Regions from separate parts of the Mus musculus genome. Here region 1 is linked to region 2. The links are chromatin contacts, found by POLR2A ChIA-PET in ENCODE. All regions are on one chromosome and are shown on one strand. Each heading gives the region's core, a stretch centred on a gene start or an enhancer-like site at or near the end of the contact. The rest is flanking DNA. Distances are from core to core; before and after follow the strand shown. Region 1 holds the start of Gipr (gastric inhibitory polypeptide receptor). Region 2 holds the start of Six5 (sine oculis-related homeobox 5).

Evidence for each region. ChIA-PET counts read pairs that join two places held with the same protein, here RNA polymerase II (POLR2A).
Region 1: POLR2A ChIA-PET joins it to region 2 with 14 read pairs in embryonic stem cell. The contact joins the promoter of Gipr here to the promoter of Six5 in region 2. POLR2A ChIA-PET finds 5 or more read pairs at or near these places in 3 of 5 experiments (Patski and embryonic stem cell).

Annotation. Positions count from the first base shown.
Region 1 is chr7:19,163,247-19,168,230 of GRCm38, forward strand. It overlaps Gipr (gastric inhibitory polypeptide receptor), which reads right to left and starts at 2,881. Exons shown (of 14, transcript NM_001080815.1): 1 at 2,816-2,881; 2 at 1,722-1,878; 3 at 1,274-1,376; 4 at 792-899; 5 at 264-367. The coding sequence starts at 1,778.
Region 2 is chr7:19,091,796-19,096,664 of GRCm38, forward strand. It overlaps Six5 (sine oculis-related homeobox 5), which reads left to right and starts at 2,749. Exons shown (of 3, transcript NM_011383.1): 1 at 2,749-3,623; 2 at 4,437-4,869. The coding sequence starts at 2,842. Dmpk (dystrophia myotonica-protein kinase) reads left to right here. Exons shown (of 15, transcript NM_001379257.1): 11 at 1-49; 12 at 144-241; 13 at 413-459; 14 at 752-837; 15 at 1,155-2,026. The coding sequence ends at 1,314.

The DNA.
Region 1 (4,984 bases), core at 1,631-4,130, 72 kb after region 2:
TCCTGGCTCTCCTGGAACTCATTCTGGAGACCAGGCTGACCTCAAACTCAAGAGATCTGCCTGCCTCTGCCTCCCAAGTGCTGGGATTAAGACGTGTGCCACCACTGCAGCCACCATCACGTTGCCTGAGTTGGATTTTAATTACCTACAACCCAGAGTTCTACTCCCTGTACAATGGGTGTCAGTTGGGCCTGAAACTCGTGAGGTCTTTTTTTGAAACTCTCCCCAGATACCCTAGCCTGAATCCTTCACCCCCCCCTCACCTGAAAAGCCCCATTCTTCTCTGGATTCTCACACTGAGTGTGGTCTCTCCAAGATCCCCACTGGCCATCACTGCCACACTGGCGGAAGACAAAGCCTGCAGACACTATGAGAGCATAAGGGATGGGGTGGGGGTGGGGGAGAGGGTGTCAGAGGTGTAGCAGTTCACCACTGTAAACTGTTGTACACATTTGGGGGGCCGAGGCAAAAGGATTGCCATGAGCTCAAGGCCAGTCTGGGCCCCCATGTGGCTCAACAGGCAGAGACGCTGGCAGCCAAGCCAAAGAGATCCCCCGAGACCCACATGGTGAAAGGATTCCTGTAAGTTGACCTCTGATCGCCACACCCCTGCCATAGCTCATTCATCCACACATACACGCAATAAATAAAGACAAGAATAAGTAAATCATGTGACAGAGCCCAGGGGACACAGGCATTGGGAGACACCTAGCTTGACAGACAGGGTCAGCTGAGCAGGAGGGGCTAAGTGAGGATGGAGTCCCGGATGAGGGGTGCGGGGAGCACCTCACCCTGACGGAACCAGGGCAGATACCAGGGGCAAGACACCCGAGCAGTGGTGTTGGCGGCCGTGTAGTTCCAGCAGGCATACATATCGAAGGAACCGTTACAGGCCAGGCCTAAGGGAGAGGGAAACAGAGCTGAAGGAGAGGGGCGGTCTGGCTTTTCATTCTTTCACACCTCCAAGTTGCACTAGCTCCTTATTGGCCACAAGCTTCTCCCATCAAACCTCAAGATCCCACCCATTCATCGTCCTAGCCCCACTGCAGGTCCCTCCCACCAAGTAAATCCCAAATCCTTATTACTCTCTAGAAAGTTCAATTATCAAGCTCCACCTCCCCAAACCCGCCCACTGCAGGTCAGGTCCCGCCCAGAACTCCTCCCACCTCCTCTGCTACCTTCCAGGATTCTTCTGTCTTCAGACTCCAACCCTGGTCCTCACAGCCTACCCGAACCAAGCCCCACCCACATCTCCCAAGCCCTCCAATCACACCTGAGGGAGGTTCTGTGGTCTCCAACATCTTTTGGCACTCCTGGCCGTAGTGCTCCCAGCGCTGGTACAGCTCCCCCGTGGTGGTCTGCCCCTCAGAGTCTGTCTAAGAGAAGAAAGAAGGGAGGAGCCCCGCAGGGTAACCTCCTCCCAGGCAGCAAGCTCAGCTGGGAAAGGCCAGAAGAACCCTTAGAGATATGGAGGAGCTGTCCATTTTTTTACGCAGGAGTTCTGGGTGGCTCAGAAACCTCTTAGATGGAATTGGGGTGCCTAGAAAATCGCCCAAAGGAAGGGGTAGCTTGTCCCCACCTGGAGGACTTGTGAGGGAAACTGTGTGAAGAGAAACTACCAGTTTATACAGGGAGGGGGGCGAGCAGCCTTAAAACTCTCCCTAATGTAGGGAAAGGCTTAAAACCACCCCAGAGCGCCTATTATCTCTCGAGGTCCTCACCTCCGCCCACTGGAGTCCCCACAACCACAGCAGCAGAAGCAGCAACCGCAGGGGCATCCTTGAAAGGTGATGGAAACTCTGGCCACTCGGAGGCAGTTGGGCTGGAGGGTCCCAAGGCAGAACCAACTCTTGGGCTTCAGTCCAAGTCAGTGCTCACCTGCCAGAAGCACATGGCGTCTGAGGCCACGCCCCCCATTTCCGCACGTGAGGATTTGGGGCGGAGCAGGACTAGGCGCGGCCTCCAGTAGATAAGTGAGGCTGGGATCAGCTAAGCGATTCCCAGGTCCTCCTAAGTGTTGCTGAGGCAGCCAAGGTGGAAGGGAGGGGTGTTTGCTGAGGGGCCTGTTGCCCTAGAGCTGTGACAGGCAGAAGCGTCAGTGTCACCGAGAGGCTAGACCGGAGGGACTCTTGGGAACCTGAGACCTCCTTAGAGAGGAGAGACTAGAAACTGTCAGTCAAGCCCTGAAGGGAATTTGAACCGATCATTTGAGTTCGCATCAATTTATATAGAAGATAAAAGCCCAATCTTCTAAAACTTCCCTGGCTTCAAGAAGTCAGAGGGACAGCGCTCTCCCAGCATCTAAATATTTAGGGAACAGAGAGATATTAGACCCTGGGTTTCTGACTTTTGGACGTTAGATGCTCTGAAAATCCTTCTAACCCAACTATCACCCCCGCCCAGACAATGTGAATGCAGAGTTTCAAAAGGGAATCTCAGAGCTACAGAAAAGAAAAAATATAAGACAAACAAACAAACAAAAACACCAAAAACCAAAAAACCAAAACAAACAAACAAAAAATCACGGACTCAGTTATAAGGTATAAGAACAGAAAGACTTGGGGACAATGAGACACAAGCGAGAGATCAGAGCCTAAAGGGCAAAAAAGGAGATAAAGACAAAACTGTGGCTCAGAGACAGAGGAAGTGACTAGGGAAGAGACAGAGAAGGGGAAAGAGTAGAAAAAGCCCATTTAGAGATTAAAAGAGGTGAAGAGATGACAGGTCAGAGAGGCAGAAAGAGACAAAGATTGAGATAGGGGGACAGTCAAGGGAGAGATGGGCCCAGGGCAAGGGCTTGATGGAGACCCCTTACCTGCACGGAGTCCTGTTCGCAATCTCCACTGACACAGCTGCCCTGCCTCGCCTGCCAGAGAGCTCTGGAAGAGGTGACAGGCGCTGGCAGCCTGGGGTGTTGGGAGGGGGCGGGGCCAGGGCGGACCAGAGAACAGGAGGGGGAGCTCTGGGGAAGAGTGGGAACCGTGGAGCAGGCACGTTTATCACAGCCATTGTGTCACGTAGAGGGAACAGTCACACAGTTATGGTTCCCCCCTCCCCCAGGCCACAGAACACACTATGCCAGCCAGCCACTTACACAGCCTCTCACGCTGCCTCACACAGGATCCCAAATGCTGAGCAGGAGAGCGACAGAGACTCACAGAGTGAGACTCCGTGAGTAACAAGTTCATTCATAGCTCTACAACTAGGACTATGCTGAGAGAGCCAGTCTTTCACCCACAGCTTCCCAATCACTTGCAGGGACAAGCGGCTGTGTGCCCTGGGACGTGGACACTTCACATATGTGTAAACACAGCCTATAATCTTAATTACCACTGCCTTTCTGTTGTCATTGTTTGGTGTATATGTATGTCATTGTATATGTGTGTACGTGTACATGTGTATGCGTGAAGGACCAGAGGACAACCTCTGATGTGATTCTTTTTTTAAAATTTTTTTTATTATTATATGTAAGTACACTGTAGCTGTCTTCAGACACTCCAGAAGAGGGAGTCAGATCTTGTTACGGATGGTTGTGAGCCACCATGTGGTTGCTGGGATTTGAACTTCGGACCTTCGAAAGGGCAGTCGGATGCTCTTACCCACTGAGCCATCTCTCCAGCCCCTCTGATGTGATTCTTAAGTGTTGTCTACTTCCTTTGATTTGGTCTTTCAAGACAAGATTTCTCTGTGTAGCCCTGGCTGTCCTTGAACTCATTACATAAACCTGGCTGCCCTTGAATGCAGAGATCTGCCTGCCTCCGACTCCCTGGTACTGGGATTACAAGCATACACTACCCAGCTTAATTTATCTTGCTGCATGCATAACAAGGACTTTACCAAGTGAACCATTGCTCCAATCCCTGATTTGTCTTTCTTTGTTTTAATTTTATGTGCATGCATGGAGGCATGTGTACCATATTCATGCAGTGCCTGAGGAGGCCAGTAGAGGGCACTGGATCCCCTAGAACTGGAGTTACCCATGGTTGTGAGTCTCCCCATGGGTGCTGAGAACTGAATTCTGGATCCTCCTGAAGTGTTCTTAACTGCCATTTCTCCAGTCCTGTTTCGTTTGTGGTTTTGGTGTGTGTGTGTGTGTGTGTGTGTGTGTGTTTTAAGAAAACAGAGTCTCATTCTATAACCGAGGTGATCTCCAACCTTGGATCTCCTGCCTCAGCTTTTCAAGTACTGAGATTCAGATTTCAATGGCACAGGCTCATGCAATGACCACATCTGGCTCCACATTTGGCAGCAGCACTATCAATCACTCGATAGCCGCAACTGGTCTGTGTCCCTCAGGAGGACTGGACATCCAGAGCAGAGCCTCAAGCAATGAGTGTCCAGGACATAAATGTGCCTGGCTGTGTGGTGATGCACACACCCATTCAATCCTCTCACAACCCAAGCTGAAACACACACGCACACACACACACTGTGCTGAGTGGCCACATCTGAAAACACTGTCCCTTGTGACATACATCACAATCCCCCAGAGACTATACTGTGTGTAACAGCATAAACTCCTCAGGGAACACCAAGATGCCCATTCTCTCATTGTCACACCCAGTTTTGTATGAGCAGACAACCATACCATTGTTCCATCTACACTCACAAGCCACAGACTTTCTAGAGGGATTCCAGGGATGGAATTTAGGTCTTCAGACTTGATGGCGGTCACCTTTAACCACTGAACTACCTTGTCGGCTAATGTCTCCATTTGTCCCAAGCTAGCTTTGAACTCATCATCCTGTTTTGATGCTGGAATGAAACCCTGGTTCTTGTGCATGGTAGGCAAGCACTCTAACGGTTCACTGTGCTCCCAGCCCCTCACTGGGGGATTCTAGGCAGGGGCTCTACCACTGAGCCACACCCCCAGCAGCAGCTCACTTGGGGGAGTCTCTTGCCTCACTTCCCAGAAGTTTAACTTACATTTGGGGGCCACCACTCTCATCTTAAGTATGACCCTTCCCGGCCCCACAGCCAGTCA
Region 2 (4,869 bases), core at 1,499-3,998:
TGAGCCGCGAGCTGGAGGCCATCCGGACCGCCAACCAGAACTTCTCCAGGTCAGGGTCACAGTGCTGGGGTGAGGGGAGAGGAGAGCAGCAACCCTCGCAGTCTCCTCACCGATAGGTCGGCTCACTCCCCTATCTTTCCCAGCCAACTACAGGAGGCCGAGGTCCGAAACCGAGACCTGGAGGCGCATGTTCGGCAGCTACAGGAACGGATGGAGATGCTGCAGGCCCCAGGAGCCGCAGGCGAGTCCCTCACCTGCTTCCAGCCAAGGGGGCACTGGGTGGAGATGGGGGGCATGTTGGGTGTGTGAACCCTCGGGGCAGGGGAGGAGTCCAGGCTGGGGCACCGCAGCCGCGCCACTGCCTTTCTCCTCCATCCTCCACACTCCATACACCTCTCTCTTCTCCTTCCAGCCATCACGGGGGTCCCCAGTCCCCGGGCCACGGATCCACCTTCCCATGTAAGACCCCTCTCTCCCCTCCCCGATCCCCATCTTAGATATGCTACCCACAGCCCTTCTCCCGTCCACGTTTAGGGTCCATTCTCCTTGGGGGTTCCAGAAGAAAGCTGCCCTTCACTCATCCATTCAGCATGCACTATCTACCAGCTCTCCCTCGTTTCAGGCTTCTCGCCAAATCCTCCCCAAGGGAACTCCCTATACTCCCGTTCTGGCCTCGACTAGATTCCCGCACTGCCTCTCGCCCTGCTGCTGGGCTCCGATCGGGTCACCTGTCCCTTCTCTCTCCAGCTAGATGGCCCCCCGGCCGTGGCTGTGGGCCAGTGCCCGCTGGTGGGGCCAGGCCCCATGCACCGCCGTCACCTGCTGCTCCCTGCCAGGGTATGTCCCACGTCCGCCCACCACGGGCCTCTGCCTAGCTCTGCCCACTGAGTGTCACCACTGCTTGCTGTGCCTCTGTGGAGCTCGGCCCACCGCAGGGAGGGGGGGTATTCGGGCGGCCAATCAACACAGGCTGCTGCTAAGTAGCCAATGACGAGTTCCAACAGGAGCTCTTTCTTGCGAGCAGACCAACTTTAGCTGCGGGCTGTGGGGACCAGAGATGCGCTCAGAGGCCCATCTATGGGTATAGGCTGGGCGGCTCCCAGGAGCCAGTGGGCCCCTGTAGCCTAGTGCTAATCCAACCTTCTCTCCTGCAGATCCCTAGGCCTGGCCTATCCGAGGCGCGTTGCCTGCTCCTGTTCGCCGCTGCTCTGGCTGCTGCCGCCACACTGGGCTGCACTGGGTTGGTGGCCTATACCGGCGGTCTCACCCCAGTCTGGTGTTTCCCGGGAGCCACCTTCGCCCCCTGAACCCTAAGACTCCAAGCCATCTTTCATTTAGGCCTCCTAGGAAGGTCGAGCGACCAGGGAGCGACCCAAAGCGTCTCTGTGCCCATCGCGCCCCCCCCCCCCCCCCACCGCTCCGCTCCACACTTCTGTGAGCCTGGGTCCCCACCCAGCTCCGCTCCTGTGATCCAGGCCTGCCACCTGGCGGCCGGGGAGGGAGGAACAGGGCTCGTGCCCAGCACCCCTGGTTCCTGCAGAGCTGGTAGCCACCGCTGCTGCAGCAGCTGGGCATTCGCCGACCTTGCTTTACTCAGCCCCGACGTGGATGGGCAAACTGCTCAGCTCATCCGATTTCACTTTTTCACTCTCCCAGCCATCAGTTACAAGCCATAAGCATGAGCCCCCTATTTCCAGGGACATCCCATTCCCATAGTGATGGATCAGCAAGACCTCTGCCAGCACACACGGAGTCTTTGGCTTCGGACAGCCTCACTCCTGGGGGTTGCTGCAACTCCTTCCCCGTGTACACGTCTGCACTCTAACAACGGAGCCACAGCTGCACTCCCCCCTCCCCCAAAGCAGTGTGGGTATTTATTGATCTTGTTATCTGACTCACTGACAGACTCCGGGACCCACGTTTTAGATGCATTGAGACTCGACATTCCTCGGTATTTATTGTCTGTCCCCACCTACGACCTCCACTCCCGACCCTTGCGAATAAAATACTTCTGGTCTGCCCTAAATCCCGCGCAATATCTCTGTTGTGGAAAGGAAACCGCCCCGCAGGCCAATGGAGAGTCCAATAGAGACAACCAATGGCTTGAGTGGGAGCTAGAGGGGAGGCAAAGCGCACGAATCAGGTTGAAGGGTGGGGCTTAGGCATCCAGCCAGTAGGAGAGAAGCAACAAGCCACCAGAGACACCACCGCCCCCCACCCTCCCCCCCAGCTGTGACCCAGCTGTGCCACTCAAGTTTGGAAAAAAGTAGGGGGTTGGGCCAGCAGCGGGCACACCATCTTCCCACTGCGCCTGCGCAAGCCACGCGCATCCGCTTTTTGGACCGACACTCCAGAAAAGTTGCTGCAAACTTTCTAGCGCGATTCCCCGCCCCTCCTCCCAGCTAGATCCACCGCCTACCCGCGGGGCCGGGAATTCCGAGGGGCGGAGCACGGCGCGGAGATGGGAAGGGAGGGGGCCCTTCAAGGGACCCGGGAGATGGGAGCGGCTTCGCGCCCTTAACCCTCCGGACGGCCCATTACCTTCTCCGTTGCTCTGATAGGGAAACTGAGGCCCTGAGTCAGAGGCACACAAGGGGGGAAGGCCAAAAGCGCGGCCAGAGACGGAGGGAAAACAAAGAATCCTGACAGCCCGGGAGGGGGGCGGACACACAGGGACAAGGACAGACCCGAGTGCAGAGCTGGGTCTAGTCTTTGGGAGGGGGCCAGAAGACTGCAAGGGGACCGGGGGGGGGGGCGGCGAGGAGGACTGGGCGGAGGAGGGGGCTGGGGAAGCCCGCGGGAGGCGGCAAAGGAGGGAGGAACTTTCCAAAGTTGCCAAACATGGCTACCTCGCCTGCGGAGCCGAGCGCGGGGCCCGCGGCTCGGGGGGAGGCGGCGGCGGCGACCGAGGAGCAGGAGGAGGAAGCGCGCCAGCTTCTGCAGACTCTGCAGGCAGCCGAGGGGGAGGCGGCGGCGGCCGGGGCGGGAGATGCGGCGGCGGCGGCGGACTCTGGGTCCCCGAGTGGCCCGGGGTCTCCCCGGGAGACCGTGACCGAGGTGCCCACTGGCCTTCGCTTCTCGCCCGAACAGGTGGCATGCGTGTGCGAGGCGCTGCTGCAGGCGGGCCACGCCGGCCGCTTGAGCCGCTTCCTGGGCGCGCTGCCCCCGGCCGAGCGCCTACGTGGCAGCGATCCGGTGCTGCGCGCGCGGGCCCTAGTGGCCTTCCAGCGGGGTGAATACGCCGAGCTCTACCAACTTCTCGAGAGCCGCCCTTTCCCCGCCGCCCACCACGCCTTCCTGCAGGACCTCTACCTGCGCGCGCGCTACCACGAGGCCGAGCGGGCCCGTGGCCGTGCGCTGGGCGCTGTGGACAAATACCGGCTGCGCAAGAAGTTCCCTCTGCCCAAGACCATCTGGGATGGCGAGGAGACCGTCTATTGCTTCAAGGAGCGCTCGCGAGCGGCGCTCAAGGCCTGCTACCGCGGCAACCGCTATCCCACGCCTGACGAGAAGCGCCGCCTGGCCACGCTCACCGGCCTCTCGCTTACACAGGTCAGCAACTGGTTCAAGAACCGGCGACAGCGCGACCGCACTGGGACCGGCGGTGGAGCGCCTTGCAAAAGGTGAGGGGGGAACCGACCCTCCTTCCTCGGTGGCCGCTGGAGTCTGCGCAAGTGACCCTTCACATCCCTCTTCGGTGGCGTCGGCGAGTGCATAGGCTGAGCGTGGAGAGACCAGGCACACCCTGGGTTCTCTGGGCATCACTGCCTCAGGGGCAGAGGTTGTTCCAGCTACTTCTAAGCTGGGAACGCAGTGCCAGGAATGGGGGGGGGGGCGGGGGCGGGACGGGCAGTGAGAAAAGTGAGGTATCCCTGGAGGAGCGGTAGTAAGGAAGGGAAAGGGGCCTTTGTCTAAGGCACCCAGGGTAGGGACCCGCTTTTGGGGCCTCTGCAACCTGGCCCCTCGGTAACCATTACTTACACCCACCCCCACGCCCCCTCCAGCCCAAACAGCGTGGTCTGTCGCTTGTCTTTGTTGTGAAACGTGAACCTTCTCCGGCTCCGGTTTCCCTGTAACCCAAGCCCTTCCCCTCCCACCTCAGCGCCAGGCCTCTAGCTCTGGTCTCTGACGCCGTGGGGGTGGGGGGTGAGGAAGAACTGGAGTAAAAGCTGCTGCCTCACTCCGCAGCCACGCGCCTGCCGACCCAGGGGACTTGGGGCAGTCTGGGTGCTCGGCTGCAGGCCAAGGCGACTGGAAAACTTTCCTCCAGCTTAGCATACCCGCCGCGCTGTCAACCCCAGCAGGCTTGTAGAGACCCTGGGATTTGGGTGGGTTCTTTGAAGGGCTAAAATAGTTAATCGGAGCTTGGGTTGCCTCTGCCCCTAGGGCGATGAAACCTTCAAACCTAAAAAAGACGTAACCCTTTTTCCTTCCAGCGAGTCTGATGGGAACCCCACTACGGAGGATGAGTCCAGCCGCAGTCCAGAGGACCTGGAGAGGGGTGTGGCCTCCATGGCTGCTGAGGCCCCCGCCCAGAGTTCCATCTTCCTGGCGGGGGCCACCTCTCCTGCAACGTGCCCTGCCTCCTCCTCTATCCTAGTGAATGGGAGCTTCCTGGCCGCCAGCAGTCCCCCAGCAGTGCTCCTCAATGGTAGCCCAGTCATTATCAATAGCTTGGCCCTAGGAGAGAACTCCAGCTTGGGGCCCTTGCTACTCACAGGAGGAAGTGCCCCTCAACCACAGCCCAGTCTCCAAGGGGTCAGTGAGGCCAAGAATTCTCTGGTCCTGGACCCTCAGACAGGAGAGGTTCGACTGGATGAGGCTCAGTCTGAGGCCCCTGAGACCAAAGGGGTTCATGGGACTACTGGA